Linked DNA regions of Homo sapiens: region 1 is linked to region 2. The links are chromatin loops, found by intact Hi-C in ENCODE. Cell type or tissue: HepG2. All regions are shown on one strand. Each heading gives the region's core, and the rest is flanking DNA. Links, peaks and the distances in the headings are about the cores only. Region 1 overlaps ASAH2 (N-acylsphingosine amidohydrolase 2). Region 2 holds the start of PARG (poly(ADP-ribose) glycohydrolase).

Region 1 (16,303 bases), core at 2,725-10,724, 280 kb before region 2:
AGCACTTTAGTGGGGCATTCAATTACAAGAAGGGCAGGATAACAGCATACATCTCTGCTAGTTACACTGAGTATCCCAAATTTGTTGGGACAAGGAGATAGAGTCGCCCTTATAGTTTCTATTTTACTCTTGGCTGAAGGACCAAGACCATTTACAATTCCCTTTTAGTAGTTTTTGAACCTTTTTTTTTTTTTTTTTCCTGAGACAAGCTTTTGCTCTGCTGCCTAGGCTGGAGAGCAATGGCGTGATCATAGCTCACTGCTGCCTCAAATTCCTAGGCTCAAGTGATCCTCCTGCCTCAGCCTCCTTAGTAACTGGGACTACAGGTGCTCACCACCACACCTGGCTATTTTTTAAAATTTTTTGTAGAAATGGGGTCTTGCTTGTTGCCCAGACTGATCTCAAACTCCTGGTCTCAAGTGATCCTCCACCTCGGCCTTCCAAAGTGCTTGGATTACAGGTGTGAGCTACTGCACCTGGCCAGTTTTTGAATCATTTAATAACTGGAACAGAAAATTCAAAAATACTATTATTTTGGCCAGATGTTCTTTGCTTCCATACATGCAATTGTATCATGTATCTGGAAGTCTTTCGGTCAACTGTCAAGGTTATAGCAAAGCTTTTCCATCTGTTGTGCTTAACATCCTGCAATAACTTTCCATTGTTTCTGAGCTGCCGTATGTTATCTTTGATGTAATTGCTCCTGCAATTGCCTCTTGTTGCATAGTGTAATTGCTCTTTGAATACGTTAAAAATGATCCAAAATATAAAGTCAAATGTGGGCTGCTAAGTAACTCACCCACCATATGTAGATGCCTGCTGTTAGACAGAATCCCAAGGTGTGAGGAGTTTGGAAGCACAGCAACTCAGAATCACAGAGCATGGAGATGACCTAGTTTAACCTTCAGCAGAGGAACAAGGGCCTAGAAAGGTGATGTGACCTGCCCAGCATCACAGCCAAGACTATCTTCTTCACAATGAAAACCATATTTGAGTTCATAATTCATTCCTTCTTACTCTCATTTTTGTTTTCAGTTTTTCATTCAGCAAGTCTGCACTAGGGACCTACTATGAGCCACGCAATACTTCCTTGGAATGATGTATTCCCTGGCCTTGAAATAAGGAATCTAGTACCCATGTTTGTGCTACTGGAATGAATCCATTAAACTCTCTGAGACTCAGTTGCCGTATTTTCAAATGTGGCTATCATATCTTCTCTCCACACAGAGATTATTATGGGATACACTGATGAACAAATATAGATGGAGTTGCTGCCCTTATAGGACTTCAGTCTACTGAGGGAGACAGAAGGCATACAGATAGGCATACAATACATGTAAAATTATAATTGGGCTCAGTGCTAAGAAAGGCAGGTGTGTAGAACTTTCTTAAAGGAATTTGACCTTGTCAGAGAGATTGGGAAAGGTTTCCCTGAGGAAGTGACAGCAATGGGAGCTGGAAACTGGAGTAGGAATTAACTGGCAAAATGGGGGGATTGGAAAAGAACATTTAACACAAATGGGGAAGCATTTGAAGAACTGGTAAAAGGTGAGTGTGGCTGGAGTGCAGAGGTCAACAGGGCAGGGTGTTGCAAGACAAAGTAAGAAATAGAGATTAGATGGCATGACAAAGAATTTGTTTTTCTATACCAAGAGGAATGAAAACTCATTAAAGTGTTTCAAACTTGGGTTGGGAGTTGGGGCTGTCGAAGGATTGGGAAGAGTGTAGACTTGAGGAATGAAATAAAATTATGTTCCTGAAACTATTCCATGAACCATTAAGCCCTCTACAATTGTGAAGCCACCATTTGCTCTAGTTGCTCTATGTCAGAAAAATCTGTTAGAAAATTCTATGTCAGAAAAATATTGCTATCTTTGTGCCTTTTTCCCCTTACATGAAAGCATTCAATGTTTTTTTTTCTCCAGACATGGAGAACATGTTGTGGATGTTCTGAATTGTGAATTAAAATATAAGCTGTGTAACATTTACAAAATTCACTTTGGGAGACTCTGTAAGGTACTTCAAAGAGTCTGTCATCCAATAGAGGAAAATAAACAGAACCTTGAGAGTCTCGGATGCAATAAGACACTATGTGTGTGAAGAAAACATGAAGGGAGAAAGCAAAACAGGTTTCAAATGTCTACATCAAAAAGAAAGTCACAAGTGCAGATAATCTGAGTGGTAGTTGTGGTCAGTGGAAGAGCTACTACTCACATAGCTACACTTACGAAGGCAGCTCTGAGACAGGTGAGGAGGCCGACTTATTTCTTCAAGGATGCTGCAACTGAAAAGGCTTTGTCTTGCTTTTCTTCTCTTTGCCTTCCTCTTTTCTTCCGCCAAGTTTTCTTCCTTGAATTTGCAGCAGTCACATGGACTCCTCTTCTCCTTCCTTCTCCTTCTCCTTCCTCTTCTTTTCTTCTTCCTCCTCCTTGCTCCTCATCCCGCTTCTCCTCCTCCTCCTCTTCTTCCTCCCCTCTTTTCTCTTCTCCTCTCCTCTCCACTGCCTTCTATTTATGTATTGCAAACCCTTTTATTCTTATAGTCAGTGGTCTTGTAAGGGAGCCCTTTAAAGGCATATTTTTAAGATGACAGGGGCAGTGATTTGTGTAAGCTATTTGAATCATTTGTGTAAAAAGTTAAAAAAATCCTATTTGTGCTATTACACTCATTTATTCAAATGGTGTTGACTTACAGAACTCAGTTGCAGTATATATATAAATCTTCTCTATCATCTATGACTATGACTTCTTTATTTAAAAACTTTTTTTACATAAAACTGTTTTGTTTTTAATTGACACAGAATAATTGAATTATTTTTCTTGAATTGTAATGTCTGACTGTTTATTCTCTATGGTTTTCTGTATTCTGACTCTATACTCTCCCCTCCGTCCACTTAACCCCACTCAAATTGCAAATGCTGAAACCTTAGTGACTGCCCTCTACCAAACCATTCTTGTTCTCTTTTTTTCATCTCATCTTGTCTTTGTCTTCCTAAATGCCTTCTCTATCATTAGCATGAATTCTGATTTATAAAGCCTTCCTTTCTGTTTATTTTATTTATTGCTTTTATTTAAAAAATAAATAGAGACAGGGTCTTGCTATGTTGCTTAGACTGGTGTTGAACTCCTGGCCTCAAGGGATCCTCCCACCTTGACCTTTCAGAGTGTTGGGATCACAGGCCTGAGCCACTGTGCTTGGCCCCTGCTTTCTTTTTCTATATCTTTCACTGAACCTCTTTTTCTTGTTCCGCTCCATGTTGTGAAGCTTGATGCTGTCTTCCTGCTCTAACTTTACTTTCTGTTTGCCTGTATTCTTCTTCAGTGGAGCTTGGTCATGGTTGTGAAGTGAGCTTTCATCCTGGGTCAGGTTCACCCCTCTCCCCTGCCCCGTAGGTGAAGGTGCCTAAAAGGGCTTTTAGATGACCAAGATGGTGACTGTTGACTGATAACAAAGATTGATCAGCCTAGTGTAGTTTAAATTGTCCCAAGTTTAGAAACCAAAGCCATAAAAAAATAGTTGGCTGGAGATATTGGACAACTTGATTGTTAGATTTCTGGAAAGTTCTTACTTAACCTGAAAAAAATCTGGGAGATTATTTTTTTTTTCTAAGTTTTTTTTCAGTATAAAAATAGTGTGTGCTTACCATAGAAAACTTGAAAAATAAAGAAAGTAGAAAGGAAGGAAAAATTAAATTAAAATTATACTACCTCGAATCAATCATGGTTAATATTCAGGTGCATTTGCTTCTGTTCATTTTTCTATGTGGAACATATAATAAGAAATACACATGACTAAAAGCTCATTCTGTAAACGTGAATGCTCACTTGGTTTCACTCACTGTGCACTAGAAGCTTTAAAATACTATAAAAATATTAACAATGTTATCTCCATCACTGCAAAAACAAGTATCTGTTTGTTTTTGCAGTGATCCTCTTCTTATCTAATAATGTGTTTTTTTTGTCTTAAAGTCTACATAGTCTGTTAATGTGGCTAACCCAGAATTTGCCATGTATATTTTTCTATCATTTTCTTTGAACCGTTCTTTATTCTTACATTTTAAGGGTGTCTCTTATGAATATCATATAGCTTTAGTTATTTCTTTTGTACTCTGACAATCATTGTTTTTTAAGTGAATTTAGTGTATTTTCAGGAATTGTGATTATTATATCTGAACTTTTCTGTATCTCCTCACTTTGTGCTATTTGTCTCACCTTTTCAGTGCTTCTTTTTCCTCCTTTCTCATCTCTTACTTTTTTTGGATTGATAGCTATTTTTAAAATATATATTTAAATGGCAGATTGTAGTTTATAAAAATGGCTGCAACAACACAACAATTGCTCTTATTCCATGTTTTATCCAAAGTGACCTTGCCACTCTCCATTAAAAGGTGGAGATTATTTTCCTAGTTCTTGAACTTTGGCTGGTCCTGTGACTGCTTTGAACAATAGAACAATGCAGAAATGATACCGTGCCAGTGCTGGGCATAGTTTTTTTTTCAATAGACTTTATTATTATTTAATTAATAAACTATATTTTTAAAAGCAGTTTCAGGTTTACAGCAAAATTGAGCAGGAAGTACAGAGATTTCCTATATGCACCTTCTTCCAATACATGCACAGCCTCCCTCACTATCAATATCCCCAACCAGAGTAGTACATTCCTTATAACTGATGAACCTACATTGACACATCATCATCACCCATAGTTTACCTTAGGGTTCATTCTTGGTGTTGTATCAAGTAATTTTTAAAATCTTCTTTTCTTTTATATATTTTCTAAAATTTCCACAGTAAGAAAAAAATTAAAAAGTCAAAAAATCGTGTGGAGATCCTGACACTCAGAGCCAGCTTCTATTAAAAGTTTGTTACATAGTCTTTCAGACTTTTTCTAAGCACATTTATAATATTTTTCTTAAAAAGTGGGATTTTATTATATTTACAGTTTGTTAACTCTATTTTTAATTTAGCAATACCTTATGAATATCTTTCAATGCCAGTTAGTATTTTTTAAATCACCATTTAAAAATTGCCATGTAGTATTCCATTCTATGTATCATAATGTACTCAACTAATCAGCAATCATTTGTTATTTAGATTGTTTACAGTGTTTTCCATCATAAAATACATCGTGATAAACATTTTTTTTTTTTTAGATGGAGTCTTGCTCTGTTGCCCAGGCTGGAGTGCAGTGGTGCAATCTTGGCTCACTGCAACCTCCACCTCCTGGGTTCAAGCGATTCTCTTGCCTCAGCCTCCTGAGTAGCTGGGATTACAGGTGCGCACTACCACACCCGGCTAATTTTTGTAGTTTTTTAGTAGAGACGGGGTTTCACCATGTTGGCCAGGCTAGTCTCAAACTCCTGACCTCAGGTGATCTGCCCGCCTCGGCCTCCCAAAGTATTGAGATTACAATTGTGAGCCACCACATCCGGCCTATGATAAGCATTCTTGAACAGATACATATTTGCCAATGATTTCCTTAAGCTAAATTCCTAGAATGGGATTCCTGAGCCAAAGAGAATGTTTATATTTTAAAGCTTTTCCTATAAATTGCCCAACACCCCTTTGTTGGTTTACTCTCCCATTACTCAAACTTGAGCAGAATGTTGTTTGTCATACTCTTGCCAATCTTAGTATGACCATGCTTTACAATTGTTGCCAAGTAACAGGCTTAAAAAAGTCAAATCACTGTTGTTTTCCTTTGAATTTCTTCAATTCACGGTTTGGCTCAAATAAAAAAACAATAGTCTATTGGCCATTTCCTGTTTCTTGTTGCACTTACCATGTAATGTGCAAGGATTTTTTAATTTTTTAATTTTTATTGTTTGACAGAGTCTCGCCCTGTCGCCCAGCCTGGAGTACAGTGGCGTGATCTCAGCTCACTGCAACCTCTGCCTCCTGGGGGTTCAAGTGATTCTCCTGCCTCAGCCTCCCCAGTAGCTGGGATTACAGCTGTGCGCTGTCATTCCCGGCTAATTTTTATATTTTTAGTAGAGATGGGGTTTTGCCATGTTGGCCAGGCTGGTTTCAAACTCCTGCCTTGGCCTCCCAAAGTGCTGGGACTAAAGGCATGGTGCAAGGATTTTGACTGCTGTAACTTAATGGAATTTACCCTAATGAGATATTTCTCCAATATTGTTATTTAGAAGGTCTTTTTCATTCAGGATTTTTGAAGATAACAAAAGGATTCCTTGAGAACGTACATCACTTCTCTGGGGTGGAGTTGGTAGAAATATTCTGCAGGATGCTTGTCCCAGGTGTGCCTGTAACTTTAGGAGGGCTCTTCTGGCTAGAGCTCATTATCTTTTTAAAATCTGAGCAGTCCGGTGTGTATTCTTTTCTTCTGCTGGTTTAAAATTTAGCTTGCCTTTTAGGTAAAAGTCTGGGCCCAATAATCCTTCCAGTATAAGACAATGAAACACCCTTTCCTCTTCTTCTCCAAACAGTTTGCAGTGGGTTGGGGTGAGGATGATTTTGAGGGAGTGAAAACGAGGGTGTGAAGGTAATTAATGGCAAGTGCCACACAAGATAGAATGTGAAATTCCAGTGGCTTAACACATTGAAGACTTATTTTCCACTCATGGAAAGTCTAGTGAAGATTGGGTAGTCCTTCTGCACACATGTTATTAGTCAGAGGTATTCACACGCCCCACCTTGCAAATGAGACTGGGAAATAGAAGAGCACATGGGCATTTTGTGAGCACTCACGTCTCTGTCACAAGAGGGCAGGCTATCCTCACTGAATCATTTCATGCCCATACCATGTGGGTTGAATATACATGTGTTGCGAATGTTGAACACCGCCCCCATATATTTAACATTGTATTAATCTTACAAATCATATATATATTTGTATATATATATATTTATTTATGCTCAGAGCTTTGTATCTCTTTCCTTTATCATCATTATCATCATCTGCAGCTGCAGCAGCAGTAGTATCAGTATAGCATCACCAATATTCTTGTAGTGAACATTTATTCCATTCTTGGTATCAGCCAGTCTTTGTGCTAAGCACCTCACATGTATTAGTTATTTTAATTGTCAAATGCAGGTACTACTATTATCATTATGTTACAGGTATGAACACTGAGGTTCAAATAAATTAAGTAACTCATGTCTGACCCCAGAGCTGGTATTTTCAGCTACTGTAACACAATATTAGCCTCTGTATTAGTTTCCTAGGGAAGCCACACATTATCAAAGACTAGGTGGCTTAAAACAACAGAAATTTATTCTCTCACAGGTCAGGAGGCCAGAAGTCCAAATTCAAGGCATTAGCAGGGTTGGTTCCTTCTGGAGGCTCTAAGGGGGGAATCTGTTCCATGCATCTCTTTTAGCTTCTAGTGGTTGCCATCAATCCTTGGCTTCATTGGCTTGTAGACACATCCCTCCAATCTGTGCCCCCATCTTCATATCACCTTGTTCTCTATGTCTCTGGGTTTCTCTCTGTTCCTTTCCTCTTGTAACGATGCTAGTCATTGGATTTAGAGCCTACATGCGGTCAGTATAATATCACTTAATCTTTACCTTGATTACATCTATAAAACCCATATTTGCAAGTAAGTCACATTCTGAGGTTCCAGATGAGCATGCATTTTTGAGTGACACTATTCAACCCATTACAGCCTCCTATATTTTATTTCCTAAAGAGCTCCCATGTTGCTATGAATCTTCATGAACGTACCTTTGAATGGATACACAGTATTCTATTTCCCTATTTGTGGGCGTTTAGGTCGGGGAGGGCCATGCTAGCACGTAGAACCTTTGTCTAAGTTACACAAACGCATCCTCTTTTCTGGGCTGGCTGAAGTGCCAGGCTCAGTGAGCTGCACAGAGGCTGGATTTAACCACCTACTTACCCCCTTTGCCAGTGTTCTTTGTACAGGGCACAGCTTGCACACTGGACATGGAGGCCCAGGTCTGAGTGCATGGAATCTGCTTTTACCTTTGTTTCAGAGTAGGGCACATGCAATGTCTGAATCACTAGAGATCTTTTTCTCCAAATGCCTCCTTTACACAGAAGGAAAAAAAAATTGTAGTGTTTTATATTAATATGTTGTTTACTGATTCTATAATAGTTGAAATCTATTATTTTTCAGTCTCAATAATTTTTAAATTTTAGTCCAGAAATTTTGACTAATTTTGCTACAAACTAGGATAAGGTCCCCAATCTCTTGACTTTCTGCTGTATTTTTAATTACATCATGCTGATTCACGTAGCACCTTGCTTCCTATTTTACATTTAGCTGTGACATAAGCATTATTTAAAAATGCTTATTATTAGAGATGTATTCATCCTTTTATGTCTGAATTCTTAACTTCTGAAACTAAAGCTTTCTTCCTTTCTTTTGAACTTTGCTTGGAAAAATATTTTTTGGCCAGATAAAATAAAATATAAGTACTGCGTTTTAAAATTAAAATGATCACCTTTCTGCATATCTTTATAAATATTCATCCATAACTATAGTACTTTGGTTGCTGTGACAAGTTTGCTATTTTAATAGTGCACATTTCAAAGGACAATGGAGGAAAAATATGACATCTTCCTTTCCTTCAATTTAAATAACTTTTTTCTGAACACTTATTTTATTTTAATTTTCTAGAGAAAAAGTTCAGTTTATTTTCTGAGGCTTAAAATAAATGGAATAAAGAAGAAATCAAGCCAGGTGTGGTGGCTCATGCCTGTAAAAGCAGTACTTTAGGAAGGTGAGGCAGGAGGATCGCTTGAGCTCTGGAGTTGGAGATCAGCCTGGGCAACATAGTGAGACCCCATCTCTACAAAAAATAAAAAGAATTAACTTGGCATGGTGGTGCACATCTGTAGTGCCAGCTACTTGGGCGGCTGAAGTAGGAGGACCACTTGAGTCTAGGAGGTCAAGGCTGAAGTGAGCCATGATTGCACCACTGCACTCCAGCCTGGGCAACAGAGTGAGACACTTTTTCAAAAGAAGAAGAAATCAAGTCTATATCTAACTAGTAGAGTGAAATTCTTAGTACATGCTTTCTCCATAGTTACCATTGTGGCCAATTGTGCAAGGTCCTTGATGGTAGGAAATGCATCTGATTCCTCTTTACGATCCTTCACACAATGCCAATCAACATGATTCCCAATAAATTCACTCTGATTGAATGAATGATACAGCTGCCATCTTTCCTTGTCCATATCCATTCTGCTCTGGCCGCCCTGACTATCCATTCTCTGAACACAGGGCCCTCCTTCATATCTCCATGCCTTTGCAGATGTTATTTCCTCTGCTAGGAGTACTCGTTATCTAGTGATTCCTTTGCGTAGCTCTTCCTCATCTTTTAAGACCTAGCTCAAGTGTCACTTCTTTTGTGAAGCATGTCTCAAGGCCAAGATGATACCTCATTTATCTTTATGTTCCTGGTGGCTGGCACAGAGTCAAAGTTAACCAAATGTGTAGTGAATGAGCAAGTGAATGAAGAGAAGGGACAGAACCAGGATTCCACAGTGGATAAGAGCATATATCTCTATCTCTATCTGTATCTATCTATCTATCTATCTATCTATCTATCTATCCATCCATCTATCTATCTATCTATCATCTATCTATCTATACACACACACACACACACACACACACACATACAACCTGAATTCATTGCTCTGCTTCTTGACTTACCATTGTGTGACCTAGGTCAGGTAACGTTACCACTCTGGGACTTAGTTTTCTTAGTTGCAGAATGAAGATAATGATAGTACTTGACTCAAAGGGTTCCCTGTGAGAATAAAATGAGATCTTGTACATAAAGTCCTTTGTCTAATAAGAGCTAAATAATGTCAGCAGAATAGTTCTATGGTTTTTCTTTGATTGTAATGGAAATATTCAGTGTTGGCTGAAGCTGGCTGACCTCAGTGTGATGGTATCAGATGGAAATGTTTTGGTTGGGAAGCCAAAATGCTACCACCACATTTTCTTCCAAACTAAAGAAACTCCAAAAAAGCAAAATCCATGTAACTGGAAAACACTAGTTGATTAGAATTTCCTGATACTTGAGTTCTAAGAGAAAGAGACAAAACCACACACACAAACCTAATAGAAGAATATTCCTAAATGTAAACACCTTGCAAATAACTGCGAGGGGATGACTCTTAGAATATCTTCAGCCCAATAAATGTTTATTCCTTAGCACAGGGGCAAATAGCCATGTCAGGGACTGAATTCAGCTCACTCATTGGTGATTTGGCTTGACATTGTGTTTTGAAAAATTCAAAATGGATGCCAACATGAAAAAAGAAACTACATAGAAATTTTCGAATGCCTACAGTGATTAATGTAATGAATCTCCATATAACTTATTGCCCAGATTCAATAATTAGCAAGACTCTGTCATTCTGTTTTATCCTTCCCCTCACTTTTTTTTTTTTTTTTTTTTTTTTTGGCTAGAGTATTTGAAAGCAAATACCAGGACATTATATACTTCTTTTTTAAAAACTTAACTTTTATTTTAAGTTCAGGAGTACATTTGCGGGTTGGTTACATAGGTAAATGTGTGTCATGGGGCTTCATTGTACAGATTATTTCATCGCCCAGGTATTAAGCCTAGTACCCATTAGTTATTTTTCCTAATCTTCTCCCTCCTTCCACCCTTCACTCTCCAATAAGCCCCAGCATCTGTTGGTCCATGTGTTCTCATTATTCAGTTCCCACTTATAAGTGAGAACATGTGGTATTTGGTTTTCTGTTCCTGTGTTTGTTTGCTAAGAGTAACAAATGGAGCCTCCAGCTCCATCTATGTTCCGGCAAAGGACATATTCATAATGTTCTTTTTATGGCTGCATAGTATTCCACGGTGTATATGTACCACATTTCCTTTATCTAGTCTATCACTGACGGGCATTTAGGTTGATTTCATGTCTTGCTATTGTGAATAGTGCTGCAACGAACATACGTGTCCATGTGTCTTTAGATACAATTCACTCATAAATATTTCAGTATTTATCTTCATCAGATAAAGACTTTAAAAAATATGTAACCCCAATCATTTATTACAACCAACAAAATTAAAATTAATTTCTTAATATGATCTGACACCCAATCTGTGTTCGGTCTTCCCTGATTATATCAAAAAGTCTTTTTTTGTTTGTTTGTTTCAAATAGTTGTTTTGTTTGAATCAGATCACAAACTACATTTGTTGGCTACAAGTTTTAAGTCTCTTAATGTATAGCAGTTCCCGTCCTTTGTTTCCATGCCATTTACTTCCTGAAGAATTTTAAAGTTGATAAATACATATGAAAACATGGATTTGTGGCCCCTTTTGAATAAAGGAGAAGAGCTGGCAGCACTGGTTTATACTCCCATAAGGCAACACTTGGCTGGAGCTGAGTAGAGGCTGTGAACTTTAGACACTGCAAGTTTTCTACAGTCCACACCAGTCCCTATTGTACCAACTAGCATGACTCATTTGTGTTGCCTGCGTAGAGCCAATGGGCTTTGAGCAGGCCACCTCTGCCCTACATCTGCTTCTGATAGGCAATAAGAACTGATGCTTGAAAGATGATCTTGAAGTCCTAATCCCTTTCTAGCCATTAAATAGATGCTTAGTTTTGTGCATTACATTGCTTAGGTAGGAATGTAAGCAAAAACGTTTAAAGATTTTTCAACAAAGAATTGAATCAACAATTTTTTTTTTAAATTCTAAGTTAACCTGACAGTTTATGAATTAGCATTTCTCTTTTCTTGAGCGTTCCAGTTAATCTGCTTTACTGCCTTCCACTCTGTAAATATCCTTTTCACCTGTGTGAGGGTTTGAGCCTACAAAGGCCACTGGACACGGTGTCACAAGACCCAGACTTGAGTCCTGGGCCTCTGTGAACAGTGGACCATTATTTTGCTTCTCTGGGTCACCTATGCAGAGTAGAGGTAAAACAGCCTGTCTCTCAGAGTTGTGTGAAGTTCAAATAAGGTAACAGATGTGAAATTAGTTTGTAAACTGTATAACTTTACACTTAAACAAGGTATTACTAGGCATAAGGATATACTGAATTATGCCTAACATCCTCTTTTACACCTCTGTGCATTTACCCTGCTGTTTCCTCTCCCTGTAATGCCCACAAGAATTAATTGTTAGTCATCTGTGGTCCCTGAACACTTTATGCCTGTTTCTTCGCAACGTTTGTCACACTGTGTTAAAGCCATTTGTTCACATCTGTGTCTTTGGTGAGATTCTGAAAGTAAACCACAGTTTATTCAGTGCTTAGCATACAGGTAACCCTTAGTAAATGTCGGATTGGATAAATTTGAATAATTACTACCTGTGTGCCTATCTTGAAGGACAAAGTCCATGTATATACAGTTCTTTAGGTATGTCATCTGGTAACTGACCAGTCCAATGATGATGCCAATGATGAAATAGTCATGAAAATGGAGTTTTGTATTTTTAATTTAAGAAAATGATCAGACTTCTTGAGTACATTTTTTGCATTGTATTTTTAAGCCCATGAACAATGAAAGAATGTAGATGTAGAATGTCTATTATTTAAAAATATTTTTTCCTGCTGGAGAAAACTTAAGCTCCCAGTCATAGTTCTTGGCCCCAGTTCTCTCGTTCTCCTGATTAATTTAGAGCTTCTTGCTCTTTTACAGCTGGTTTGCCATCCACCCGGTCAGCATGAACAACAGTAACCATCTTGTAAACAGTGACAATGTGGGCTATGCATCTTACCTGCTTGAGCAAGAGAAGAACAAAGGATATCTACCTGGACAGGTGAGAATTTATATCATTGAAAGCTTCATCTTGATTCACTGAGTGTCATCATTCATGCTGCATTCAGAAGAGGTGATTCAAATCTCCAGAATAAAGTGTCATCATCAATCTCACATATTGGTATGCTTGAATAGACAGCATTTACCATCCTCCCTAATGTGGAAAGAAAAATAAAAAATGAGTACTAACCATTTGCTTTTTGTGTTACATAGTCCTTATATTCATTGCTTCATAAAGTTATTAGTTGAATAAGGAAGGGCAAAGTTCAAGATTTTTATAACAGTAGGTTTTGATTAAGCTGAAAATATGACAAACTGTTGATATTTACTTTTGTTTTTAGAGCTATACAAGGATTAAGCACCATTTTTATTTTTATTTTATTTTTTGAGACAGAGTTTCACTCTATCACCCAAGCTGGAGAGCAGTGGCACGATCTCAGCTCATTGAAACCTCTGCCTCCCAGGTTCAGCAACTCTTGTGCCTCAGTCTCCTGAGTAGCTGAAATTACAGGTGCACACCCCCACGCCCAGCTAATTTTTGTATTTTTAGTAGAGACAGGGTTTCGCCATGTTGGTCAGGCTGGTCTTGAACTCCTAACCTCAAGTCATCTGCCCACCTCGGCCTCCCAAAATGTTATGATTACAGGCATGAGCCACTGCTCCAGGCCCAAATTTGGAAGACTATATAATGGGATAAGAGTCCCAGGCCCTTACCTACAATTAATATTCCCTTATAAAGATATTAGCTTCCATTAACATTCAGCCTGATCATTTAGCTCTGTCTTAGTTTGTTTTGTGTTAGCAGAATAACTGAGACTGGGTAATTTATAAAGAAAAGAGGTTTATTTTGGCTCATGATTCTGTTGGTTGAAAAGTTCAAGACTGAACAACTCCATCTGGTGAGGGCCTCATGCTATTACCAATAAAATAAAAATTTTCTCAGAATATTGCACATAAATATTCATGACAGAAAACAGACGAGGAGGCCGAATGCAGTGGCTCACACCTGTAATCCCAGCACTTTGGGAGGCCGAGGTGGGTGAATCATGAGGTCAGGAGTTCGAGACCAGCCTGGCCAACATGGTGAAACCCCGTCACTGCTAAAAATACAAAACATTAATCGGGCATGGTGGTGTGTGCCTATAGTCCCAGCTACTTGGGAGGCTGAGGCAGGAGAATTGCTTGACCCCAGGAGGCAGAGGTTGTAGTGAGCCAAGATCGTGCCATTGCACTCCAGCCTGGGGGACAGTGCGAGACTCCGTCTCAAAAAAAAAAAAAAAAGAAAGAAAACAAGAGGAACTAGGATGTGCAAAGAGATCACATGTGAAAGAGGAAGCAAGAGAGAAAAACTGAAGAAGCCAGGCTCTTTTTTAACAATCCTGCTCTTGCAAGAACTACTACAATCCATTCCCTAGAGAGTGAGAAGCCACTCATCCTGTGGGAGGGCATTATTCTATTCAGGAGGGATCAGTCTCTTCCTGCTAGGCTACAGCTCTCAGCAATGCCACAATGGAGATCAAATTTCAACATGAGTTTTGGCAGGAATAAACCACATCCAAACCAAAGCAAGCTCCTTTGTTGGCAAAACTCACTCTTACTATTTTCTCACTTTAGCCTGCATTTTAGGGAAAAGAAGAGAGTTTTCTATTTATGATCACTGCCTGAGTGCTAGGCACTATGAAATAAATTATCTCTTTAGTATCAAAAAAGATTTATATCTCCAATACTTAGTTATCTCTTTCCCTAAGAAAATTAGAGCCATTTAAGGTAGAATGGTAGAGTGGTTGGGTTGAGGCAGAGGACTTGCATGGCTCTAATTATGTTGAAGAGAGAGAGAAAATATACATCAAGGGCAAGTCCAGATTGTGGATGGTATATTTAGTTTCATTGTGCAACAGGAAAGTCTGTATTTGCTTTTTTCTGTTTAAGCCAAGAGCATATTTATTTTTAAAGGGCAAAGGGATCTCTGAGCTCCAGATAAAACACAATAGACTAGATTGACTGGTCAGCATTTTATAATTTGTTGTTGCACACAGTGTTTCTGGTTAAAATATTTCTGTTTGAGGCATAATTTGAAACTCTCCCACTTGAATCAGTGATAATTGGAATATTTTCAGTAATAATATGTATACCGACTGTAATGTGAGCCTTTACAGGAATAAAAAGTTTTCTCAGAATATTTTTTTCTGGATTTTTTTTTTTATTATTATACTTTAAGTTTTTGGATACATGTGCAGAACATGCAGGTTTGTAACACAGGTATACACGTGCTATGGTGGTTTGCTGCACCTATCAACCCATCATCTACCTTAGGTATTTCTCCTAATGCTATCCCTCCCCAGCCCCCCACCCCCTGACAGGCCCCAGTGTGTGATGTTCCCCTCCCTGTGTCCATGTGTTCTCATTGTTCAACTCCCACTTATGAGAACATGTGGTGTTTGGTTTTCTGTTCTTGTGTTAGTTTGCTGAGAATGATGGTTTCCAGCTTCGTCCATGTCCCTGCAAAGGATATGAACTCATCCTTTTTTATGGCTGCATAGTATTCCATGGTGTATATGTGCCACATTTTCTTTATCCAGTCTATCATTGATGGGCATTTGAGTTGGTTCCAGGTCTTTGCTATTGTGAATAGTGCTGCAATAAACATACGTGTACATGTGTCTTTATAGTAGAATGATTTATAATCCTTTGGGTATATACCCAGTAATGGGATTGCTGGGTTAGATGGTATTTCTGGTTCTAGATCCTTGAGGAATCATCGCACTGTTTTCCCCAATGGTTGAACTAACTTCAAACTATACTACAAGGGTACAGTAACCAAAACAGCATGGTACTGGTACCAAAACAGACATATAGACCATTGGAACAGAACAGAGGCCTCAGAAATAACACCACAGATCTACAACCATCTGATCTTCGACAAACCTGAGAAAAACAAGCAATAGGGAAAGGATCCCCTGTTTAATAAATGGTGTTGGGAAAACTGGCTAGCCATATGCAGAAAACTGAAACTGGACCCCTTCCTTACACCTTATACAAAAATTAACTCAAGATGGATTAAAGACTTAAATGTAAGACCTAAAACCATAAACACCCTAGAAGAAAACCTAGGCAAATACCATTTAGGACATAGGGATGGGTAGAGACTCCATGACTAAAACACCAAAAGCAATAGCAACAAAGGATCCCCTATTTAATAAATGGTATTGGGGAAACTGGCTAGCCATATGCAGAAAACCGAAACTGGACCCCTTCCTTACACCTTATACAAAAATTAACTCAAGATGGATTAAAGACTTAAACGTAAGACCCAAAACCATAAAAACCCTAGAAGAAAATCTAGGCAAATACCATTTAGGACATAGGGATTGGTAAAGACTTCATGACTAAAACACCAAAAGCAATAGCAACAAAAGCCAACATTGGCAAATGGGATCTAATTAAACTAAAGAGCTTCTGCACAGCAAAAGGAACTATCATCAGAGTGAACAGGCAACCTACAGAATATTTTATATCCTCTTTTTATTGCCTGCAAATGATTTTGAATAGTTTGCCAGAGTGGATTTAATGTT
Region 2 (15,758 bases), core at 1-8,000:
CCAAACTAGTAAAATCTTAGTCTTACCTGCACGAGGTATCGTGGATCCACATTTAAATAAGGACACAGAGGGTTCATACCAGTTACTAGAGAGAAAACAAAATGTCACATTGCAACAAAATTCTTTAAGTTAATCCAGTTAGAGTTAATCCAGCTCCTGATTGTTACATGTGTTTGCAATTTTTATAGGCTCACTGAAGGCAGAAAATTTTTTCCCATTTTATCCTCCCTATCTGTCAGTTTGGGGGCTGACTCATCCTGAGACCCTCAATCCCAAACCAGGTCTTCCACTGGTGGCTCAGGCTTTTACACCAATAAGATAATCGCAGTGTCATAGATCTGATTTTTGAACTTACAGGAAGTGTAGTCCAGGCCATTTACAAAGCTAATTTCTTTCACTTTACTACAAGAATGCTTGGTGACTATATAAATTACAAAATAAGACTGAGAAAAGACTAATCAATTCCATGGGAAAAACAGTGGTTGGGTTGGGTTTTCTGACTGTGTACATGTTGTATCTAACTATTTCAAGGCAGTTCCTTCACATATTACTATTAACGATTGATTTACTGTGGCAAGGTTGAGAATCCTTGGGTCATTACCACAGGTATGTGGGTCTGTGCAAAAGAAAACACAAACTTTGAGAGGGCCAGACCTGAATTCACTAACATTGAAAACAGTAAAACCTATCATCTTTGGATCCTTCTGTATCTCAGCAGTTATTTACAAACCTATGCATCACCCATGCCTCTATCTTTTCATCAATTAGGAGTCCTGCTTGTTCTATTTTTAATACCCATTTTGAATTGTGTTACTTATCTTCTCTATTGCTACCATCCTAGTCCAACCATCATATCTCACAGCAACAATTTCCTAACTCCTTGCTTTCTCTTACCCCTTCAATTCACTGTCTACATAGCAACTACGTGATTTTTCTTAAGAAAATCGAAACTCCTTACCATAACTTACAAAATCCTACATTAGCTGTCATTCCCTACCTCTCTGATTTCACAAGCTTCAATTGATCCAACTCCCTTGTAACTACGAAGACAGACTGGCCTAAGAGCTGTTCCTTAAACATGCCAAATTTGTTTTGTTTCAGGACATTTGCACTAGCTATTTTCCTGGATACTTGCCTCCCAAGCATTTGTACTGTATTTGGGTCACAGCTCAAATGTCAACTCCCTTGAGATGTTTTCCCTAATCCGCTCTAAAATGGCATCCTGCTTCCATCACAATCTCATGACTCTGCTTTATTCCCTTTACAGCACTTATCACTAAAGGCAATGTTTTAATTTATGTTTGTTGGTTTACCTCAGTATTATGTAAGCTCTGTGAGCGCAAGGGTCCTCTTTTCAAAAAAAAAAAAAAAAAAAAAAACCCACAAAAACCACTATAGTCCTGCCCCCAGAAAAGTAGCTAGCACACTGTAAAAGCTCAGTAAATGGTGTTCATTCCCTGGTCCCCCAATTTACCTTCAAATCTTAATCAAATTAATTTAACAATATTGTCACATTAAGGAAGTGTATATGCCCTTTGTGCTCTGAAACTCAGAAATACTAAGATTAATATGAAACTGTGTTCTAAACAGGTAAAGTAGTAGCTCAGGCCTAGGAATCCCAGCATTTTGGGAGGCCGAGACAGGAGGATGGCCTGAGTTCGAGAGTTTGAGACCAGCTTGGACAACACAGGGAGACCCCATCTCCACAATAAGTCAAAAAAAAAATTTTAAAAATTAGCCAGGTGTGGTGGTACGTACCTAGATTCCCAGCTACTTAGGAGGCTTAGAGGGGAGGATTGTTTGAGCTCAGGAGTGCCAGGCTTCAGTGAACTATAATCATGCCACCGCACCCCAACATGGGTGACAGAACGAGGTCCTGACTCTAAAAACAAACAAAAAAAAAACGAAACAAAACACCATGTGTTGTAGATTCAGTTTTTTGACAAAGGTGACACCAGGGAAATGAAAGGTCTTTTATATTTTTTTGCACTAGAGTCAGTCTGAACATATTTCGTTGTTGTTGTTCCTTAGTATAAAATACCTAGAGAAATATTACAAGGATTCTCTAAAAAGAAAGTACTTTCGTAAAGGCTTTATCCACGACCAACTGCCTATCTTTAGGTCCAAGTTCTATTTATCTAGTTGAACAACCACAGTTACAAAGTACCAAAGTTCTGGAAAACATATTCACAAGACCGAGGAGAGGCAAAGGCAAGATATTTATGCCTCTGTATACCTTGATGTTGCCTATTTCCTTTCCTATAATTCTTACCTGGCTTCTTTCTTCATGTCTATATATCACCTTTAAAGTTCAGCTTACTTCCTAGCTCCTAAAGAAGGTTTCCTAGCCTGTCCCAAGTCATATTTATTTCTCACTTACATGCAATATTACTGAATATTCTGCCCTTACGGCTACTTGGAGGCTCAGAATATGTCACTGTGTACTAAAAAGTTAACTACGGGCTTGCTATTTGGAATACATTTACTCCCAAAGCTGGGCTCTACTCTTAAGGGTCAATCACACGGCCCACCACACACAAAACGTACGAGGCTTGGATATAAACCTAAGAAAACATGCATCATCTCGCGAGTCCAGGTCAATCACGGACAGCTTCCCCAGGAGATCCGTGGCCCTTTTTTAGGCCTTTCTATCTTGAAAGAGCAGCCATGCAGATACACTAACCCCACCACTGGTACTTAAGCTTGTAAACGCCAGCAAGGAAAAAAAAACCAACAACATAAAACATGGGACGCGCAACTTTAGTGTAAACGCAAGAACCAGTCAGAAATAATCGCAAGCTAGGCCCCATACTTACGCGGGACGCCAGCCAAATCCGCGTGCGAGTAACCTGCTTCGCCGGCTCCGAAAAAGCCGGCCAATACCCCTGTGGTTTTGTCGCCGCTTCCCCCGCCTCCTTCCATGGTATCGCAGCAAACCGAGTGGTTCCCGCCGCTGCCTCAAGCCTGGGTGGTCCGCTGGGCCGTTACTCCTCAATAACAGCGGGTAACCCCGCGTTGCCAGCGCCTACTTCACACGCTGACATTCCGGGCGCCGGTTCCCGTTAAGCGCCACACTTCCGCTTTGCGGCAGTGTGCGCCCCGGAAGCCGGAAGCGCCTGACGGCAGCTTTCCGGTGGTGGGAAAGTGAACGAATCCCGAATCAAAGCGGCGCATTGAGGCAGGTGGGGTGCCAGTGGAAGAGGGAAGGCAGGCGAGTGTTTACGGCCTGACTTGGGAGGCCGGCGGATCAGCAATTGCAGAAGCAGGCAGCGGCAGAGAGGGAATGGTGCAGGCAGGCGCTGAGAAGGAGGCGCAGTCCATCTCTCTCAGGGTTAGTGAATGAGGCTCTCCGCCCGGGCCGGCCCGGGGACAGTGCGCTGCTGGTCCCAGCATGAATGCGGGCCCCGGCTGTGAACCCTGCACCAAGCGACCCCGCTGGGGCGCCGCTACAACTTCGCCGGCTGCTTCGGACGCCCGGAGCTTTCCCAGCAGGCAGAGGCGCGTCCTCGACCCCAAGGACGCTCACGTGCAGTTCAGGGTCCCACCGTCCTCGCCAGCCTGCGTCCCAGGGCGGGCGGGACAGCACAGAGGCAGCGCCACCTCGCTTGGTACGTGGGAAAATAAAAATCTTTGTCCTTCGCCTCGGCCCGAACCTTCTGGTCTCAGTCTGAGGACCCAGGGGCTCCAGTCACTCCTTTCTGGTCTTGTGTGCATCGTCACTCTTGAGGTCCACTTGCTGAGCTACCAAAGCCACTAGTGGGTGAATGGGGCCGCATTTTTCCCAGTGCGATTGATGTGAGAAACTCTGATGAGCAGTCACTCACAGGGCGGAAAATGGCAGGAGACTCCACCACCTGTTTGCTTCTTCAGGTTTGATTGAGAAATTGCCTTAGTCGTCAAGGAGATCTAATTGTGTATGTAAAACAGTAGGGCGCTTCAGCCTCTAGATAGGAAGAAAACAACTTCACTTGTTCAGATTCTGGGTCCCAGGGTGCAGAGCTATTAGTTTAAGCTGGCATTGTACCCGTCCCTGGTATACAGTGTTGAACGAGAGAAACTTGGCCTCTGCCTTCATACCTTAAAATCTATCTGGAGAGATAGACGATAGCAAAAGTTAATATAATAAAAGGTAATGGATGTTCTGATAGATGAATGACAGATTGTTTTACCTAACTGAATTTATGGAATCGAAAATAGTCCTCCAGAAGATGAGATGCTTATTCTGAGGACTGTAGAATGAGTAGGAGTTAGATGAAGAGGAAGTAAGAAGTGTTTCAGGAGTGCAACCGAGGCCGGGCGCGGTGGTTTTGCCTGTAATCCCTGAGCTTTGGGAGGCTGGGGCGGGTGGATCACCTGAGGTCAGGAGCTCAAGACCAGCCTTACCAATATGGTGAAACCCCGTCTCTGCTAAAAATACAAAAAATTAGCCTAGCGTGGTGGCGGGCAACTGTAATCCCAGCTACTCGGGAGGCTGAGGCAGGTGAGGCAGGAGAATCGCTGGCATCCGGGAGGCGGAGGTTGCAGTGAGCCGAGAGGGCACCATTGCACTCCAGCCTGGGCAACAAGAGCGAAACTCCGCCTCAAACAAAACAAAACAAAACAAAACAAAAACAGGAGTGCAATTGATATATAGAGTGAACGCAAGAGAGTGTGAGAGATGAGGCTGCAGGGTGGTACAGAAAAGTCAGATCAAATTGGATATGTAGACATTGCTAAGGATTTTGAACTCTAAGGGCATTGATAAGCTACTCAAGGGTTTTTAGTAGGGGAGTGACTTGATTAGACTTATTTATTTGTTGAAAAGTCTGTGTGGCTGGTGTGTGGAAAATAAAGAATGGATTGAAAAGGAACTCAAGTGGAGCATCAAGACTCAGTTAAGGAGTTAATCTAGGTTGGAAATAATTGTAGCTTAGGCCTGGATGCTGGCAATAGGGAAGGGGATGGATTCATGAAAGAATGGGATACTTGAGAAGAAATATTTCTGTGCTGGAGAAGTAGATTGGGGAGTTCGTGGCATAAACATTATAATGGATGCTATGGGCATAGATAACATAAACATGTAGAGAAAGTAAAGGTGACCTAGGGCAGATGCCTTAGGAACACCAAAGTTTAAGAGTAGACTGAAGAGAAGCGGCTGTAGAGGTGGGAGGAAAGCCTGGCTTGTGTTGTGTCAGACAAAGGAGATCATTTCAAAAAGGATGCATTCGTTAACAGTGTAAGAGGCTGGGCAGAGCTCGGGCAGTTCTCTGGTGAAGAGTCTACACTTAGATGTCTTCATACTTAGGGGCAGTACCAAGTAGACTTGCACTAGGCCTTGAAGGATGAGGAAGATTTGCTGTATAAATCAAGAGGAGAAAGAATTATACATGCAGAGGAAATAAGACATGCAAAAGTTGGTAAGACTGGAGCATAAGATGACAGAGGAGTGTCTGATGAGGCTGGGTGGCAGACAGGAGCTTATGAAGAAACTCAAATTCCATTTTAAGGAATTTCAACCTTATTCTGTGGTTAATGGAGAAACCACTAAAAAGCTTTTAAGCGTGGGAATACCATTTGGTTAATATTTTAGAAAAGTGGCTTTTGGACTTTTCTAACTGCAACCCACAGCATAAATTTTATCCAGTACACAGAGTAAGAAATATATGTAACCTGGCAAATAAGCCATATTTATAACTGAAATAAATGTTTCATGAAATAATACTTAACCTTACTATGTGTGATGCATTCTTATATTGTCTGTGTTATTTCATTGAAAAATGACTGGTCATTTGTAGTTTGTAGAACACTGGATAGTCAAGGCTGTAGACAGGGAGACTAGTTGCAAGAAACAAATGGCAGTTGTCTAGTAAGCGATGTGTTTAAAGGGTATGAGGAAGGGATGGATTTAAAATTTAGGATGTAGATTTCAGAGAACTTGGTATAGGGGAGAGAGAACTGAAGGTGAACTTCAGGTATACGTTCAGGTGTACTTCAGCTTCTGTGACTGGATAATTTGTGGTTTCATTAACCTTATTTGCATGTAAAGGAGGAGGAGTTAGTTGCAAATAGGGGTGAGGGCAGTCAGTCCTCACTGGTTGGATCTTAATTAAGATTTCTGCAGAAGAGGTACCAAATGAATACTTGGGGCTGTATTTCGCATGTTTAAATGTTTTCTGTATACCTGGCACAGGACACCAATTAACAGAATGTTCGAAGACTATATTTGTATCAAAAGCCCATTGTTTGAATTTTTGGGATTCCTTTAGGAACTTGGTATTTAAATTTTTATATATAATTATCTTAGGACAAGTAGGCGGGGTAGCGAAATGGATATTTATTCAGTATCTTTAAATTTTATATTCTTTATCTTCCTGGATATATTTCTTGTATTGACTGAAATCGCTAATTTTGCTGGGCATGCACCTGTAGTCCCAGCTACTTGGGAGGCTAAGGCAAGAGGATCACTTGAGCCCGGGAGTTCCCGTCCAGCCTGAGCAACATAGCGAGACCCCACTTCTGAAAAAAGAAAAAAAAAATCTGCAAACCTGCATATTGGCAGAACTCAGCATGTTATTCACATTGTGATGACGCAGGTTTATCCAGATGTGTTGCTATAGACTTTTTGTGAAAGTGGAATGTTCCTTTGACATGCAGGTGAATTTTATTGCGTTTTGTGCCTTTTGGCTGTATCTATAGCTATTAATTGAATGACTTGCTGATTAAAATATACTGGGTACTGAATAATGTTGCTGATGAGAGTAAATGTAAATGGTGTGAAGTCAAAGTTGGAGAATTACTGATCTCAGTGGAAAAAAAAAAGACTGGGTGGAAATGTCGGGAGATAACATATTGAGTGCTTTGTGAGGCTGAACACAATATTTTCTCTAATTTTTGCTTTGTAATTGATCCACATAACCCTTAGAAGTAGGTGTTGTTAGCTTCATTTTCTGGGTGAGGAAATAAAGGCTTAACGAAGTGAAGCAACTGGACCAAGGTGGTACTAGTAAGTGACTGAACAAAGATCTCAATCCAAGACTATCTGACTCTAGATCTTGTATCTTTTCATCACTTCTTATTGCCACTCTTTTTGCCTTGCTGTGACTATTTCTAGTTAAAATTCCTAGGAAACCTGGAAAGCATAATTTTATGCTTACTTCAGGAGTAAGAGGGATAAAGCTCTGACACAGTCCTGTGGTGTGCTGGGAAGGAAACCTTAGGAAGCCAGAAACAGTGATATTGCAAAGAGCAGTAAGCAGTCCTTTCTCTGAGGCCCTAAGAAGGACTGATCAATGTTTTATTAGCAGAAGATACTGGTTCCTTATCTCTTGCTTTTCCTCCTTCATCCCTTCCCCAGGCTTCAGGAAGCCTGAAACTAGAGAGAGAACACATTCTCAGGGTCAGGGCTACAGGAGAGAGCTCTCTTCTTCTTTGCCATCACTGGAACACTCCTGGTTTTTCATGAAATGATGTGTGCAGTCTTTAGGTTCTGTAGACTTATCACAGGAGTACGTGCTTCGTGTGTGTTATAGGAACCTAGTCATTGCATCTTAACATTAATCCTTACATTTATGGAAAAAAGATGTTTTAACTTCTAAACCAACTCAAAAAATGAATGTTTTGGCATATTACTGGTTTGTAATTTGAGGATTTTTTTTTTTTTTTGAGACAGAGTCTCACACTGTCGCCCAGGCTGGAGTGCAGTGGCGCGATCTCCGCTCACTGCAAGCTCCACCTCCCGGGTTCACGCCATTCTCCTGCCTCAGCCTCCCGAGTAGCTGGGACTACAGGCGCCCGCCACCACGTCTGGCTAATTTTTTGTATCTTTAGTAGAGACGGGGTTTCACCATGTTAGCCAGGATGGTCTCAATCTCCTGACCTTGTGATCCGCCTGCCTCGTCCTCCCAAAGTGTTGGGATTACAGGCATAAGCCACTGCGCCCGGCCCAATTTGAGGATTTTCTAAACTATACTTGCTGTATTTGATATAAAGAAAATAAATAGAGAATACAGAACTATAGAAAAAGTTTCAGAATCAAATGGTTTATCCTCTTACTCCCTCTGACTGAAGCTCATTTTTTCTCTGAAGCCTGATCTGCTGCAGAAAGCTAAATAAAATCGTGGAAGTAATGGTGTTTAACAATAAGAAATCACTATGCGTGATTACTTTTTTGTGATAGAAACTATTAAACTATTTTTGAAACATTAATCAAAGATTTTTACTAGCTGGATTATAAGTATTTTGTGGAAGGTAAAGATTATATAGCAATTGAATATTTTTCTGGTATAAAATTCTCCCCATCTGAAATGTATTTCGATTATGCCATTATTTCAATGAAAAATAAACCATTGATTTTTGTATATTTGAGCCTGCATCTGTTTTGCTCCATATGGTGTTTTAGGAGAGGTAGGTAAATAAGAAAGATCCTGTGACTTAGGATGCTAAGATTCTTACATTGCAATTTAGTGAGTATCTCAAATCTTAAACATTTGCGAATGTTTAAGATTTTATTTCTGATACTAAAATATGATGTACATTTAATCCCTATTCAGTATATTAAATTTTGACAGCACACTTATTTCTAATGATTATATAAAATGTGGCTTGTATTTATTTATATTGCATCTCCCTCTCCTGAGCTATCAATTCTACTTTTGCTACTGTCTGCTGATGTGTTAGGAAGGAAACCTTAGGAAGCCAGAAGTAGTGATATGGTTTTCTATCTAGTTACTTCTTTGGCATCTCAAATTTAGTATAGGCAGAATCGACCTAATCGTATTTCTTCCCTAAACACAATTCTCTTGTATTCCATATTTCTACTTAAGGCTGTCATCATTTTTCAAGTCTCTCAAGCTCAAAGCTTAAAGTCACTTTTAACTTCCCCTATTATTGTGAAGTCTGTAATGACTCTCCTCACTTTTACTACTCTCACAAGGACTAGTTTATGTTCTTGGCCAGTAACTGTTCAATCTAGTGGATCATCAGAATCACTTTTGGAAAAAAAAAAATAGATTCCAGCTCCCCTCATGCCTTCATCCTACTCACATATAGATTCTGATTCAGAAGGACTGGGGTGTGGCTGGCTTCCTGATGATCCAGATAGTTTGGGAACCACTGACCTGGACTAGTAGCTTCCTCCCTAGTTTCTGGCAATAAGCTCTTCCCTCTTGCCCCTCAGATTTATCCTCCAGGCTGTCATGCATGACTGTGAGCCTCCTAGATGAGAGGAATCATGTCTTTCAACACATTTTTTGTGCTTCTCTTTGTGGGTCATTCAAGATCCTATTGTATGGTATGATCCTGGCTGACTTTTCAACCATATTTTCTTTTGCTTTCTTTTTAAGTTCTTTATATTTCCCTGATATTGGTGCCTTTGCTTATAATTTTCTCTTTATGTGACTGCATGTTTACTTTTCAAGGCATAAGTCAAGCCTTACCTTTTCCGAAGAAATCTTACCGATTATGCCCATGTTCTCCTGTTCACTGAAGTAGTGTCTTCCTCAGAAATAACCTTAATTCCTTTATCAGGACCTCTTTTAATAATCATGATAATTAAGAATCAACATTTACTAAGCGTAAACCAGATAATGCCCTAAATGCTTTACATGAACTATTTTTACTTAATTAAGCCTTATCTCATGAGATAGTTATTTTGCATGTTTACAAATGAGGGATCTGAGATACAGAGAAATGACCCCTCACAGAGTAACATAGGAAGCTAATGGGAGAATCAGGATTTGAATACAGATGTTCTGATTCCATAGCCTATGCTCTTATCCATTAGGCCATACCAACTCTTTTAGGCACCAGTCATTTTCTACCCTGTGTCATATGTATTAACATTTATGTTCCTGTCTTACCCATATACTTGAGGGCAAATACTTGAGTTATTAATCTTTTGTTTAACCTGTAGAACCTAGCATAGTTCCTTGCATGTACAATATGCTGTATATGTTTTATATTTGAAGGAATGTATGAATATACATTTTTTTTTATAGTTTTCAAACAAAAGACTATTACCAGTTGGATGGACACTAAAGGAATCAAGACAGCGGAATCAGAAAGGTATAGAAACATTCCTATGTAGAGAAATGAATAATAATACATGGATGTTTTATCTTGTTGCTTTAATATTTTCTCTCTTTGTTCATGCTTTTCTGTTCTCCTTTATCTATGTTAATTCAAAATCAACTTATAAGTAATTTTTTAGAGAGTCCTGTATGCCAGGGACTGTCCTGTATACTTGAGATACCAAGATGAGAGAGGAATAGTCTGTGTCTTTTTTTTTTTTTGAGATGGAGTCTCACTCTGTTGCCCAGGCTGGAGTGTAGTGGCGTGATCTCGGCTAACTGCAAGCTCTGCCTCCTGGGTTCACGCCATTCTCCTGCCTCAGCCTCCCAAGTAGCTGGGACTACAGGCGCCCACCACCACGCCTGGCTAATTTTTTGTATTTTTAGTAGAGATGGGGTTTCACCGGGTTAGCCAGGATGGTCTTGATCTCCTGACCTCGTGATCTGCCTGCCTCGACCTCCCAAAGTGCTGGGATTACAGGTGTGAGCCACTGCGCCCGGCCAGTCTGTGTCTTTAAGATACTTACAGTGTAGCAGTGGCCACAGACACAAAAACACATAATTACTGCCTGGTGTGATAGATGCAATAGTAAAGGTATGAGCAAGGCACAGTGGTGGTTAGTGTGTAGAAGAAACAAATGTTCAACTTTACCTTTGGTCCCTAAAGGAAGACTGCACAGAGAGGTGAGTGACATTTATGACTTGAAGGAAAGGCGGGTGTTTGCCAGACACACAGCTGCAGGGAGGGCATTAGGGATCACATACAAAGACATGGAGTCATAGAAGACATGCTGTGTGCTCAGCTGACCACAGGGAGTTTAATTACTGCTGTGACACTGGGGGTATGATTGGATAAGTGACTTTTTTGTATTATAAGTTGTTTTTAGTTCTTTCTGTTCTCTTGTAGTTTGGATAGTAAAGAAAACAACAATACAAGAATAGAATCCATGATGAGTTCTGTACAAAAAGATAACTTTTACCAACATAATGTAGAAAAATTAGAAAATGTTTCTCAGCTAAGTCTTGATAAGTCACCCACTGAAAAAAGTACACAGTATTTGAACCAGCATCAGACTGCAGCAATGTGTAAGTGGCAAAATGAAGGGAAACACACGGAGCAGCTTTTGGAAAGTGAACCTCAAACAGTAACCCTGGTACCAGAGCAGTTTAGTAATGCTAACATTGATCGGTCACCTCAAAATGATGATCACAGTGACACAGATAGTGAAGAGAATAGAGACAATCAACAGTTTCTCACAACTGTAAAGCTTGCAAATGCAAAGCAGACTACAGAAGATGAACAGGCCAGAGAAGCCAAAAGCCACCAGAAGTGCAGCAAGTCTTGCGATCCTGGGGAAGACTGTGCAAGTTGTCAGCAAGATGAGATAGATGTGGTGCCAGAGAGTCCATTGTCAGATGTTGGCTCTGAGGATGTTGGTACTGGGCCAAAAAATGACAACAAATTGACTAGACAAGAAAGTTGCCTAGGAAATTCTCCTCCATTTGAGAAGGAAAGTGAACCCGAGTCACCGATGGATGTGGATAATTCTAAAAATAGTTGTCAAGACTCAGAAGCAGATGAGGAGACAAGTCCAGGTTTTGATGAACAAGAAGATGGTAGTTCCTCCCAAACAGCAAATAAACCTTCAAGGTTCCAAGCAAGAGACGCTGACATTGAATTTAGGAAACGGTACTCTACTAAGGGCGGTGAAGTTAGATTACATTTCCAATTTGAAGGAGGAGAGAGTCGCACTGGAATGAATGATTTAAATGCTAAACTACCTGGAAATATTTCTAGCCTGAATGTAGAATGCAGAAATTCTAAGCAACATGGAAAAAAGGATTCTAAAATCACAGATCATTTCATGAGACTGCCCAAAGCAGAGGACAGAAGGTAATTTTCTCTCAGCAGTATCTCTCCAATAGCATAATATGCTTTATAGTTTTGTAAGGGAGTTTAACGAAGCTGTGATTTCTAGTAAAGCAAAGAAATGGTTTTGTTTCTTGTTAACTACTTATGCTAAATTTAAACCTAGACTCCAAAGTTTAAACTCTAAAAAGGCTAGAAACAGAAAACAAGAAATAAAATAAATATTAGAAATCAGATTTTTAGTTTCATGAGTTTCCTTTTGGTATTTATGGGAATTGCTAGAACATGAAAATACTAGGTTGATAGTAGCTACTGTTTCTTCAGCCAGACATTCTTCTAGACCATTGTATATTACACTTTTTTTTTTTTTTTTACACTTTGTTTAATGCCGTGACAGGCAGACAGATGGTATTATACTCACTAAATGAGATAACTGAGATTTGGGTAAGAGAATTCACTGGAATCATGTACCTTCTGAGTGGTAATGCTGGGATTTAAATCCAGGTGTGTCATATTACAAAGCTTATATTTTGCCGTTACCCCATATGGAATCTTAAATCCCATCCATGATTTCTGTGATTTGAGTTTCCTGAGATAGTGCAATCAGCATGCAATAGTGAGTTCACTTCATTGAAAATTACTGTGTAGATGATACTGTGAACCATGACTCATTTCTGTTTTGAGAAGGTGATTTACATGTGTTTGGAACTTTCTTCCACAGACTGTTGAAAATAAGCTCTTGAGTTTTATAAGCTTTATAGGTTTTTCTTTTGATTGTAAATATAATACATAACGAAGTGAGTGACCAAGTATGGCATACTTTAAACAATAACGTCTGGGTAAGTTTTGTGCTTGTGTATCTAAGGGAATTAAAACAGTAAATAATTTGTGACTAAATACATTTGTCTTGACCTTAGAAAAGAACAGTGGGAAACCAAACATCAAAGAACAGAAAGGAAGATCCCTAAATACGTTCCACCTCACCTTTCTCCAGATAAGAAGTGGCTTGGAACTCCCATTGAGGAGATGAGAAGAATGCCTCGGTGTGGGATCCGGCTGCCTCTCTTGAGACCATCTGCCAATCACACAGTAACTATTCGGGTAGGTAGCACCTCTTATCTATGATGAGAGAAGACTGGAAGTCCTTATTTATTGTGATATTTATTAAGTGAGAAACAGACCAAGGCTTAGAAAGTTCTTCTGTTTTCTGCATATATAAAATACTGAGAATTCTACAGAATGGAGCAATATAATGATAACTTACTTAGTATAGAACTTAACAAATTAGCAATCATTAGCAATCATTATCAGCTGATGGTGAAGATAATTTTTTTTTTCCAGTATTTTTAAGAAACCTCATTGGATTCTTTTTTTTTCTTTTTACTCAGTTGATAGTATTGTGTACTGACTGCAGAATCCTGCATTCGTCCCTAAATTTCAAAATTACGTATGGTTTAGTGTCCTTAAATCATTATCCAGCTGTGCCTTTTTTTTTTTTTTTTTTTTTGCTGGAGACCAGAGTTTTCTTATTACTCAAATCAGTCTCCTCGAGCATTCGGGGATCAGAGTTTTTAAGGATAATTTGGTGGGTTGGGGAAGGCCAGTGAGTCGAGAGTGCTGATTGGTTGGGTCAGAAGAAGAAATAATGGGAAGCTGAAGCTGTCCTCTTGTGCTGAGTCAGTTCCTGGGTGGGGACAAGATCAGATGAGCCAGTTTATCCATCTGGGTGGTGCCAGCTGATCCATCAAGTGCAGGGTCTGCAAAATATCCCAAGCACTGATCTTAGCAGTTTAGGGCGGGTCAGAATCTTGTAGCCTCCAGCTGCATGACTCCTAAACCATAATTTCTAATCTTGTGGCTATTTTGTTAGTCCTACGGTGGCAGTCTAGTCCCCAGGCAAGAAGGGGGTTTCTTTTGGGAAAGGGCTGTTACCATGTTTGTTTTAACATTATATTATAACATTATAACAACATTGTAACAAAACATAACAAAAGACTAACATTATAACATTATAACAAAAGACTATAACGAGGGCTATGGGAGTTACAAGCCAAGAACCTGGACAAAAACCAATGTGAATATCATAACACTATACTAACAGAAACTGTACATATTAAACATATTAAATAATTAAACCTCCTTCCCTGCTTCCCCTAGTTCTTAGTAACCTCTTTTGTACTTTTTGTGTGTTCTTGCTTTTAAAAAACAACTTCATTGAGGTATATAAAAATTCACCCATTTTAAGTGCTCGATTTGGTGATATTGAGTCCATTTTTTGAGCTATGTGACCATCACCATAATCCAGTTTTAGATTTCCATCACTTGCTGGGTAGTTTTAAACATTCATCTCATTTATTAGTCAGGTTTTATATAGATTTCACACGCAGTACTAAAAAAAATTGACATGATCCCTTTTAACATACAATTTAGTGTAGATGTGATTAACTATTTTGAAATTCAGAATTCTTTAGCATATTTAGAGGTGAGAGTAACATTGAGCAGAGTTATGGGGTTTGAGCTGAGCTCTAAAAGATAAGCATAAATTTCTGAGGTGCAGTTAGTAAGATAGGAGACTTCCAGACAGATATATAAGATTTATAAGAAAAGGCTGTGTGGTTGAAAACTATCTGTTTTAGAAATGGAAAACAGTGCCTTTGCTGGAGTGTGGAATTTGGGTGGGGAATGAGGAAGAGACTTGAAAATTGGATTGGGTTCATATCACAGGGGGCTTCAAGTGCCAGGAACCAGACTTAAGTCATGTCTGTGCAGACAGTATCTGTGCTGTAGCAAGATTAATCAGACAGCTGCATGTAAGGAAAACAGAAGTGAGGATACACTGGGAGACAGGAGAGGTAATGTAAGAGCCCAGATAAGAGTTAAGTAAGGTAACAGTATGTACCGAATTGTGCCACATAGAGGTGCTTCAGGGGTTCTTTTGAAGTTTGATGCAAATTTCATTTCTAAATTATATTTTTAACAGTGAAAAACTTGTTAAAAAAGAACTGCACAATCAAATTTGAAGATGCTTAATTCCACATTTGAACCAGCTGTTTTTGCCAAGATAACCCATTTTTGTGCAGACCACAGAGCCAAGGTTCCCTTGCTACCATTCATCTGAAGAGTTAGCTTAATATCAAAATAAAGTTTGTAAAATGTTACCATTTGCAACTGTATAGATGGATGAATCAGGATTTTCTTAATAATGTGTAAGAGAGATAAATGTAAACTAAATGGTAGATTGATGTAAGCTTTAACTCTCATCCCTAACTCCTACTTTCAAATTTTGTATTTAAAACTGTCTCATCATCACTTATTGATATTAGAGTAAGTAAAAGTTACTATAAAAACTGTATTTCTTTTTTTTTTTTTTTTTTGATGGAGTTTTTTGCTCTTGCTGCCCAGGCTGGAGTGCAACAGCACGATCTCGGCTCATGGCAACTTCCACCTCCCGGGTTCAAGCAATTCTCCTGCCTCAGCCTCCCAAGTAGCTGGGATTACAGGCATGCACCACCACGCCTGGCTAATTTTGTATTTTAGTAGAGACGGGGTTTCTCCATGTTGGTCAGGCTGATCTCAAACTCCCGACCTCAGGTGATCTGCCCACCTCGTCCTTCCAAAGTGCTGGGATTACAGGCGTGAGCCACCGCGCCCAGCCAAAAACTGTATTTCTAAAAATAGCTTTGGTGTGACTTTAAATGACTTTATGTCAAATTTCTTAGGGAAAAAAGGGATTCTGCTATTTTAAAAAGCTTGAAAATCACTGAGATAATAATCATGGGGATAAAAAAGAAAATAGAAGGTTGCATTATTATGAGGTAAAATTGATAGAATATGGTGAATTC

Evidence for each region. Hi-C counts contacts between places; a loop is a spot of excess contacts. Peaks named below come from ENCODE experiments on the same cell type or tissue, not always from the same donor. Only the 100,000 strongest peaks of a DNase experiment are listed, where the experiment ranks them.
Region 1: it touches region 2 in a loop (13-fold over the local background); 2 of 110 quality-filtered maps call a loop at or near these places.

The regions. Positions count from the first base shown.
Region 1 is chr10:50,214,939-50,231,241 of GRCh38, reverse strand. ASAH2 (N-acylsphingosine amidohydrolase 2) reads left to right here. Exons shown (of 21, transcript NM_019893.4): 8 at 12,612-12,732. Among named protein-coding and RNA genes, the nearest start is that of ASAH2, 28 kb to the left of the region's middle. RefSeq lists a silencer at 6,627-6,806. In HepG2, for the core only: a CTCF peak has its summit at 6,724 (motif pointing right); DNase peaks (open chromatin) are centred at 5,551 and 6,711.
Region 2 is chr10:49,929,359-49,945,116 of GRCh38, reverse strand. It overlaps PARG (poly(ADP-ribose) glycohydrolase), which reads left to right and starts at 3,090. Exons shown (of 18, transcript NM_003631.5): 1 at 3,090-3,608; 2 at 9,975-10,041; 3 at 10,954-11,940; 4 at 12,834-13,017. The coding sequence starts at 3,392. It overlaps TIMM23B (translocase of inner mitochondrial membrane 23 homolog B), which reads right to left and starts at 3,064. Exons shown (of 7, transcript NM_001290117.2): 1 at 2,817-3,064; 2 at 27-85. The coding sequence starts at 2,922. TIMM23B-AGAP6 (TIMM23B-AGAP6 readthrough (NMD candidate)) reads right to left here and starts at 3,064. Exons shown (of 17, transcript NR_158661.1): 1 at 2,817-3,064; 2 at 1,759-1,882; 3 at 27-85. RefSeq lists an enhancer at 3,180-3,249. In HepG2, for the core only: no CTCF peak of the experiment used is centred there; a DNase peak (open chromatin) is centred at 3,086; H3K4me3 peaks cover 2,893 bases.